Linked DNA regions of Homo sapiens: region 2 is linked to region 1. A link is a contact called in ENCODE Hi-C data. All regions are on one chromosome and are shown on one strand. The core of a region is the stretch at or near the end of the contact, and the rest is flanking DNA. Distances in the headings are between cores, read along the strand shown. Region 1 overlaps LOC101928782 (a long non-coding RNA gene). Region 2 overlaps PLXNA4 (plexin A4).

Evidence for each region. A loop is a pair of places that touch in the nucleus more often than their neighbours do. Pooled maps may share reads with other maps.
Region 2: a loop to region 1 is called in a map of IMR-90, with 8 times the contacts of the local background. The contact joins two enhancer-like sites. A Hi-C loop is called at or near these places in 2 of 168 maps with a recorded cell type or tissue (IMR-90 and aorta), 1 of 37 single-sample maps with no recorded cell type and 4 of 50 pooled maps.

The regions. Positions count from the first base shown.
Region 1 is chr7:131,945,542-131,950,349 of GRCh38, reverse strand. It overlaps LOC101928782 (a long non-coding RNA gene), which reads right to left. Exons shown (of 6, transcript NR_110836.1): 6 at 1,397-1,619. Among named protein-coding and RNA genes, the nearest start is that of PLXNA4-AS2, 310 kb to the left of the region's middle. RefSeq lists a silencer at 4,787-4,808. Within about 2 kb of position 1,614, at least 3 of the 41 ENCODE cell types and tissues checked have a DNase peak (open chromatin) inside an H3K27ac peak, as active enhancers do.
Region 2 is chr7:132,398,460-132,403,070 of GRCh38, reverse strand. All of the region lies in intron 3 of PLXNA4 (plexin A4), which reads left to right. Among named protein-coding and RNA genes, the nearest start is that of PLXNA4-AS1, 48 kb to the right of the region's middle. Within about 2 kb of position 2,317, at least 3 of the 41 ENCODE cell types and tissues checked have a DNase peak (open chromatin) inside an H3K27ac peak, as active enhancers do.

The sequences.
Region 1 (4,808 bases), core at 365-2,864:
GAAATAGAGAGAGACAGAGAGAGAGAGAGTGATTGTTCCTCCCAAGGCAGAGAACCAATACATTTCAACTCTAAAGGCCAAGCACCACTGTCAGCCCCACCTTGAAGGGTGGAGACCTCTCCCACAGCCTCTTCCTGCTGTGGGGTCCATCAGGAGGCTGCGGCGGTCGGTGAAAATGGTGAGCAGCTAGCGCTGCAGTGAGACAGCAAGGCAAACCTTTCCTCTGGAGCGGCTGAAGCGGGAGGCTCAGGGAGTCCTCCTCCCAGGAGACAGCTGTCTCTCTGAAAGGCAAGGGGGTCTTAGGAAGCCTGCTCTCCTTTGGAGATGTTATTTATTTTTTCTAATAGAGACTGTTTATCACCCACTTACAGGAGTTTTGACTGGGGCTTTTTGTCACCCCTTAGACTCTGGAAATTAGGTCAATCCCCTCCAGAATTTACTTGAGCTGGGAAACTTTACTTGCAGTGGCAGCAAAGGGGCCCCGCCAGCGGGCTTAGGGAGGATTCACAGAACGACGGTCCTTGTGCCCAGGGCAGTCACAGTGGTCACCTCAGCTCTCCCCGCCATGACAACAGCCACTGATGCCAAGGCCCGCCAGGCTCCAGGTGTCTCTGTGGGGATGGGGGAGGGCTTTAAGTAAAAATCATACACCAGTATCATCCTGGAAAGCAGGAGGAGGACCGGGAGAAATGTTAACAGGATCGTTCAATATTCAGTCCCTCTAAGCCTTTATTCAAAATGTTCTCAAGAATGATCTCATCCTTCCCTGATGATGCAAGCTGTGAAGTAAGCTTGGGTCCTACTATATCAATACCAATAGCTGGAAGTCCTTCCTTATGTCTAACTTAAAGCCTTACTGCTCTAAGTATCTGCAACTAGCTTCTCCCAGCACCTTGAACATAATAAGTTTTCTGTAAATACATGGTGCATTGTTGCTCTGGAAGATTGTCCCCCGAGGAAGGCAGAGAAAAATCTCTTCACAGCTTTTCTGCTTTCCTGGCAGGTCTGGTTTCCTTAAGGCTAGACAGCCCAGGTGTGCTAAGGGTCTTACTAGGCCCACTGGCCTCCTCCCCACAAGAGTCCAGACAGACAATCAATGCTGAAATTTTCCTTCACAATTGGGCAAAAGCTGTGGGGACATTTGATTTTCTTTTCCCAAAGGAAACTGACATTGAGGTGCCTCGTTGAAGTAGAAATAAAAACTAGGGAAATACTGCATCACAGAGATCAGGGATTCTCTAGCAGGAAATTTGTTTCAGAAAAAGATCCGGCTGCTGATCCTCAGGGTGACCAAGCCTCGGTTTGTCTTCTGTACTGTGGCCTTTCTGCGAACGTATGTCTGTTTGTTTAGTTGCCCTGTAAAGTTCAGGCAAATCTAGGTAATTGTATAGATACTGTTCTCCAGTTATTTATTAACACATTTCAAAACATGTCTGCAGAATGTGCTGGTGCTATAGCAGGCATCTCCTCAGAGCCTAGCATCTGCAGGCAGGATTGAGTGTCCTGGGATGGGTCATCTCAGGGTCCTTGGAGCAGGGACACAGAGGTCCTCACCCAGCGTCTTCTGAATCACTGTGAGGCTGTGGGCCAAGTCTCTTTCCTAGCACAGCCACACCCTGCTGGAAATGAGAGGCAGCAGAGGAAGCTGATTAAGTGAAGTTAGGGAGCTTGGGAGCTTAGGAGCAAGGAGGAGGGGCCGACAGCAGATCAAACCTTGAAGGCAGATGCCCCAGGGAGGGAGCGGGGAAAGAGCAGGCCTCCTCCACACCACCTGGCTAATCCAGAGTCACCCAATCTGGGTAATATAGATGAGTTCTGATGATGAGATCCCCACATAACCAGATGGAGAAGCCCAGCCCCACAGCCTGGGGTTGCAACTTGCATGGCTACAAAGGCAAAAGGTTTCCCTGAAGATTTTCTCTCAGCCCGTACAGATCTGGGTCTGGCTTCAGAGTTGAAGGCAAAGATTGAGGGGTCTCTAATAGTGGGGTCCTGAGGTCCCCTGTCTCTGTGGGAAAAACATGGAGGACTTGCTAAACTTTGATCCCAGACTGTGGACTGATTATGGGCTACAATGGGAAAGGACCGAATTAACCAGCCGAAGGGGTCAGTATCTGACCTGTGGCTGACAAGGTCCCCAGATGCCTCACCAGGAACAGCCAGCCTTCACCTTCCTGGAAATTCTCCCATGCTTTCTAATCACAACTTAGCTGCTCAGTGTCTCAGTTCCTCCCGGGAGTATTATCTGTCATTTCAGCATGCCAGCACCCTGTCAAACCCATCTATTCATACAAATGTGCTAATAGGAGAGCCTTCTCTTTCTTCCAGAAGCTTCTGTCATGGGCAGAGGAGGACAGAAAAAAAGGACAGGAGGGGAAAATGGGAGAGGAGCATCCTGCAGCATTAGGGACCCACATTACAGTGATTGAGAGAACAGAGGGAATCATGGCAGACCCATGGGGGGTGGTGTTTACGACAGATGGGGTCTTGCAAGGGAACACTCTGCTCATCAATGCAGAGGCAGATAGCTAACATATCTGCAAGAGGACCAGCTCCTGGGAGCCATCCTGTGAGGTACTATGAAATCCCTGAATGTCATTTCACATGTCTGTATATTTGAGTCTGCATGTGGGGTGATGGAGGTGGAAAAAAGTTTACACTACCCACCACAAAGAATTCCTATCCAAGATGTGCCCATGGAAGTCACCAGAGACTCTCACCATCCCTCCTGGCCTGCCCCACCCTCTCCCTCCTGGGTGATTACCCCACTCTCCCTTCTCCCATTCCCCAGTCAAAATTCCAAGATCTAGGGCCTCCAACTCCATTTCCACCCATAGCTCTCCTTAGGGACTACCTTCCAGGGGCCCTGTTAGAGTGAGCTCATTTAAACAGTAAATGGAGTCACTCAGCAGCAGCTGGCAAGTGTTTTCAATGAGTTGGAAAATCAGGTTGAAGGTATCGTGAAATATGGTGCTTACAGAGAGGCCCAGACGCATGGGCTAAGTACTTTGTGATTAGGCCTGCCTTACCCATTCCTCCCTCCAGCCCCATCTCTTCACCCTCCTTCTTTCCTTCTCCAGAGTTTTTAAAGTTAAAATGTGCCTGCGTATTTTATTAATATCTTGTAAGAGAAGCTTCTTCAAGCAAACGGTTCTTTGCCTTAGGGGTCAATGTGATCTTTTTTGTACATGTGTATAGCAGGATATGTTGGGCTTGTAAATGTGTGTGAGTTTCTGAGTGTAGGTGCCGAATAAATGTTTATTGATGATGCCTACCTATGCAATCTGCATGGTGCTTGTATTTCTATTGCTTGTGCATTTGCACATCATAAACACAAACACACACACACACACACACACACACACACACACACACACAGGCTTGCTTCCAGAGCCATACATGCTCTATTTTCAGTTTCTGAGTGTCCTAAGAGGTTATATCCTGTCTAGATGGACGGACCGAGAGTACACTTGGATTTCTACCAAGATATATTCTCCTAATTCACCAGAACCCCCCGCTTCCTGCCCATCCCCTACACAGAGCATCTCACGCCATGCAGTGCAGGGAAGCACATTCCTCAAAGCTCAGCTGCCCACCTCTGAGCAGGTGCAAATCCACCCACTGCATCCTCCCATCCACCTTTCTCCCCTCTGACTTCTGCTCTCCTCCTAAATGGTCTCTTTTCCCCCTGCCTCCTCCTCCTCCGTTTCCCTTCTCCAGAGAGGCAGAGGTTAGGTGTGCTTGACCATGATTCACCAAGTGCAGACATCAAAACAGCAAAGGGATGTGGACACCATCTCCAGCCTCTCGTTTCATGGACTGGCTAAGGTTCAGGGATGCTGAAGGATTTCTCCCATGTGCCCAAGGTAGTTCACAGAAGAGCCTGCTCCAGAGCGTGTGTTTTCCCAGCCTTTCCCACAACCTGGCCCCCGGTGGAGGAAGCGGTTCCCCTCCACCGACCCCTGCCTCCCACATCAGAGGTACTGCACCCAATGAGTGCGGCCAACCAAGACCACCAGGGGATGAAATGAGTCACATCGACTGTCTCTAGGATGGAAACTTGGTAGGGATTCTGTTTCCTGTGAGCAGGAAGAACGCGAGATGAGACACAGGAGGACCGATCCTGCTGCTCTCAGGCCTCTCATATGACTTCACAGAGGACAACTTTGGCCCCTCCCCGCCCAGCTCTGGCAGGTGCATGTCAGTGGACTCTGTCCAACAGGCAGAGTCCACGGAAAGGAAGGACAAGATGATGTAAGCATGAGATCCCAGATGCTGGCCCTGGGAGGGGTTTTAGGGACCATCTCCTCATTCAGTGTCTTTGCATTACACAGAAACTGGGCACATAGAGGCTCCAGGACTGGCCAAGGCCACCGGGACCGGTCCCAGGCTTTGCACTCCCAGGGTGCTGTCCCATTTACAAACCCTCGCCGTCCATTCCTTTTTGGAGTGAGTCCTGGTGGCACTCCTATAGGAACAGCGTGTGGGGAGGCCTAGGTGTGGCCTGGCCTCAGATGAGGACACCATCCAAGTGACCCGGCCGCTGCATCCCTGCTCTTTGTGCCACACCCCAAGTCCCTTTGCTTCCCGGAGATGGAGCAGATGACAGAGGCGCACGGAGGAAGCGGGCCTGGGGACACACGGTGTGCCGAGCTCTTTCGTCCACCTGGGTCGACCTCCACAAATCTACTGCTCCGGGGTTCCCGCGCGGGTCCCCAGGCAGCCAGGAGGTGACGCGGTCGGCGAGGAAGGGGCTGCGGCCGCGCGGTTCCTTCTCCAATGACAGGCGCGCCCTCTGCTGCTAGAAC
Region 2 (4,611 bases), core at 1,068-3,567, 450 kb before region 1:
TGGCTCTGAACCACACAGAGAGCCAAGGCAATGCAGCTGGCCAAGAAGAGATGCTTGAGGTTAGCTGTGGGGGAAGAGAGATCCAGTTATTACGCATTTGCATGGTGGCGGTGCGTCAGCTGAGTGTTTTGTGTTTTGTTAATGAGCTCTTCAACACTAGCTCTCTGGATTGGGGGTCAATGGGTGGGCGTGCTCAGCACAAGAAATGAAACAACTGGGTCAAGGACACGCAGTTTCTGTCCATGCTGGAGGTGGCGTTCCCAGCCAGACCTGTCTCATGCAAAGTGATGGTGCTGTGGTAATAATGTAGGAGGTGTTTCTCCTGATCCTCGGATGCCTCCTTGTTAAACCTGATTGATCCGATGGACTGAGCGGCTCGGGAGCAGCCTGTCCTTTGCTCTGCATACCCTGTGATGGCAGTGGCCAGTGCTACAAGGTGAGAAAGCAGGCTTTGAGAGGGGAGCTGTGTTTTTGGCAGGGGGTATTTCCTGCAATAAGATGATTAGCCAGCTGCCCCTCCCATAGTGGCAGCCTGCAGCAGCACACTGCCCCTCTCCCCTGTGTGTATGTTGGACTAATTAATAACAGGAAAAGGCAAAGAGATGTTCTCCAAGGCATTTAGAACTTGGACTTGAGTATCTTAAAGCTCTTTCTCCACCTTTACAATGGAGCCCCTGTGCCTCGCTAGGGTGGCTTCCTCATGTTAGGTGAGTGCCCCAAGTTACTTTTTATAGCTTTCTGTCTCCCCGCCTACCGTCAGGGTGTCTGGCACCTGTCACTTCTCACTGTTGTCACTGATCCTGTCTGATGCAGCTCTCCTGCTGCCACTTAATTTGTTCTTTTTAATTTGCTACGGGCTTGGAAACAGATACTCAAGCTTATTAGACTTGTGTATAAAATAAGAATAAAGAGGTGTTGCATGATTACTCTAGGGACCTGCTGAGTCAAGTGCATTCGCTTTGGTATGTAGGCTTGAGATTTCCATTTTACCCTTTCCCGGGTCATTTCTGGTATTTTCTAGCACCTGGCTGGGCTCTCGACTGGGGAATCTAAGGCCAGCTGAAGTGCAGTCAGGCAAAGTGACATGAACCATGACAAGGACTGCTTACTTTTATACCCATCGATACTATATTCTGAAGCCTCTCCAGCCTCCCCCTCTTTTGCTTATCTGAGAGATGCCAAGTGCCTTCTGGGGAATTGGCTTTTTGCTGAAAATTGCTCTTGGCAATTTGCAGGGACTTAGAGCTGGTTCAGGTGTTTGAAAGATCCACTCGTCTAAGCACAGGGATAGAGCCAGTTTATTATGAAAAGTTTTATCCATCTTCACTCCTCAGCTGTCCCCAAGTTCAGTTCTTCCCCTCCTCCCCAGTATGGCCACACAATCTCTGAGCCCTTCTTTATTGGCTTAGAGGGCCCTTTCCCGTCCTCTGAATTCTCCACTTATGCCCCGTCCTGATTAAGTTCCACTTCACCATGAAGTCTTCCCTCATCCTACCGGACTTCCTCTAACCTTATGCGTCTGTTCAGCAGTTCACTGATTTGCTCCACAAGTATTCATGAAGCTTTTGGTACTGTATCACATGCTGATTGTTTCTGGATTTCATGTGTGTGTCTCACCTTCCCAACCTTCATGAGCAAAGGTTCTCAGCCTGGGCTTCACATTAGAACCACCTAGGGAGCTTTTAAAACTCTGATGCTCAGGCTGCAACCTAGTCCCATTAAATCAGACACTGGAAGCGCATTTTTTTAACTTTGCCTTTTGAGATAATCGTGAATTTGCATGCAATTGCAATAAATTGTACAGAGGGGTTCCTGTACCCTTCACTCAGTTCTCCCCTCCACGTGGCATCATTTTGCATAACTATAGTACAATATCACAAATGGAAAATTGACTGGTACAACCCACCAAGCTTATCCATTCAGATTTCACCAGTTTTTTGCATTGGCGAGTGTGTATTTAGTCTTGTGCAATTTTATCACATGTGTAGATATGTGCCAGCCAAAGGTCTCTCCCTTTTTCACAGGCCCTAGAGACCTGATCTGAGATCGTGCATGTCAGGTCGCTGGAGTCCTCTTCTGGCCTGCTTGCACAGATAGCTATTTGCAGGGCTCGGGAATGAAATTGAAAATAGACCAAACAATGTGACAGTTTTCTCCTGCTATTTTTTCTTCCACGAACAGAATGTTCAGCATTATTTTTTTCTCTTTGTGCAATATTGCAAGTGAGAAATAATCTGATTGGAATGCTGGCTTATGCTGTTTATGAGCCTGCAGTCTCCCACAAGCTGTGCGCAGGGAGCTTTCCCGAGGAGGACATCTAGGGACTTGCAAGATGAAAGGTTTGGGGAGTAGCTGTGGCCACACCCAAAACGCTGGTGAGGCTAGGAAGTAAATGCGTGGTATGCATACGGATGGTACCCCTGGAGGCTTCTCTTTCCTGGGAGTGTTCTCATGTGTTTTGCCTGAAAACTATCAAGGAGTGGCCTGGCCCATTCACACAGGGCCTGGGAAAGAAGGGTGAGCGTGTCTGAGGCTGGGGTACATTATGTCACAGATTTTGTCTGCTGAATAGCTGGGAGGAGAGACGAGCACCTTGAACTACCTGCTTGATTTTGTCAAACATATGGAATTTGAGGCCTAAGATGGACTGGCTGTAGAGAACACAAGAGTCTGGGTGACAGGTAGGAGACAGGACAAAAGGATACTCTTCTGCATCCTCCTAGGGACTCCTTCCTAATCTCAACAGAGAGGACAGGAAAATATAATTGTCAGTGTCACATGGGAACTTAGAGAAAGTGGAGTCCTTTACTTCCTGGGAGACCTTAATCTGAGGATGTTAATTCCTTTTTTTAAGAAACACGTATGGATCATTCACTCTGTGCCTGGTATGAAGCTTGGTTCTGGGGCACAAAGGTAACAAATACACAGACAGACTAGGTAGGCATTTGTCTGTTTAGATGTGGATGAATTTTATTTTATTTTTTCTCCGGGGGTAGGAGGTGGACTGGCGTGGGGTAAGGGAGGAAGTTGATTATTTTGATTTATTCCAACTTACAAATGCCCAGAAGATGTAGGTATGGGACCATCTGATCACAAAGGTCACATTCCTCCCCTTTCATGCCCATGAAAGTATTCTAGATCTCGATTGGATTGTTAGTTACACAGGTGAAGGCATTTGTCAAAAACTCATCAAAGTGTGCACTGAAGATCTGCACATTTCATTGCGTGTACATCTTACCTTAAAAAAATCACACTCCAAACAGAAATGGAAAAGAAGCAGTGAAGCCCCAGTTAAGAGCAGTCTACTTTCATCAGGAATAAAACCTGATTTTGAAATTTCATCCTAACAACATTTTCAGATGCCAGAACCCACTACATTGAATATACCTGTGGCCCTGCAGCTCTGCCCTCCAAAGCACAGATGTGTGACCTTCAGCAAACTCACTGTAGCCCTGCCCAGGTGTGCCTGCTTCTGCTTCTGGAACACTCTTCCCAGACTGCACTAGGACCAGTGTGGTCCCGCCTCCCCCATGAAGCCTCTCTTGATTTCTCCAGTCAGCCGAAGTGATCTTTCCTTTTTTTGTTTCACCTGCATTGACTGCCTTAATATAACGTGACTCTTATTATTCAGAGTCTTTCATTCACATTTACTAAATAAGCCAGCACATATAAAGAGCGTGGAACAGTGCTTGGCACAAAATAAATGCTGAAGAAGTGATCATGACTATTTTTGTTGTTGCTATGTTTTATGCTTATGATCAGTCCCTCTAAGGCCTGTGTCTTTGACTGACATACAAGCTGATATGTCTTGCAGGGACTGGGTTGTGTCCCTTTGGTGACCAGTGTGATGCTGAGCCCTTGCGCCCATTTGAATCCATTTGAATCTGCAGAACTGTGTGTAAATACTCCAGGCAAACTTGAAGCCCGTGGGTGTAATAGAGACGTGACTGAGGGAAATTCTAGCAGGGACCTCTGTACTTTAATGCAGCACCAATCAGATGGCATGGGATGGGAGGGGATGCCCAGGATTCTAAAACCCTTATCCAGCCCTGTGGTTGAGAGGCCTTGAGAAAAACCTGGTGCCAGGGCCAGCTGAGGAGTGGAGGTGGCAGCCACAAAGGCCATCTTTGTGGACAGCCTTTAGAATCTCCTGTGGGTGTCCTGAGGTGGGGTAATAAGATGCCACTTGATGACAACAGCCCTCCCTTTCAAAGTGACACTTGGCAAAGGGGCATCATGACAATGACACCTGCTCATCAGCCCTGTCCACCTCGAGCTGGCGAGGGCTGGGCCACTGTGCTCATTAGGTCGGCATCTGTCCCCACCAGCCTGCCGGCAGCTGATGCTCATTAATCCTGGAGCCCTGAGCCTATTGGGCCGAAAGAGGCTGAGCTTTTAGAGCCATTTATGGCAATGGCCTCAGTGAGTGCTGCTAGATTGATTTATAATTGGGCTGAGGGGCCTCCCTGCGTCCCTGGAGCCCAGGCTCTTAAACTGGGCCAGCCCAGGAGGGTGGTTTTGGCTCACTGGCTTCATGAAAAGGAGAAACGCAGAGCTGGGGTTCCCGTCAGACCGGGCATGGACGGCATCTCCACAGAGCTGACTCCCGCA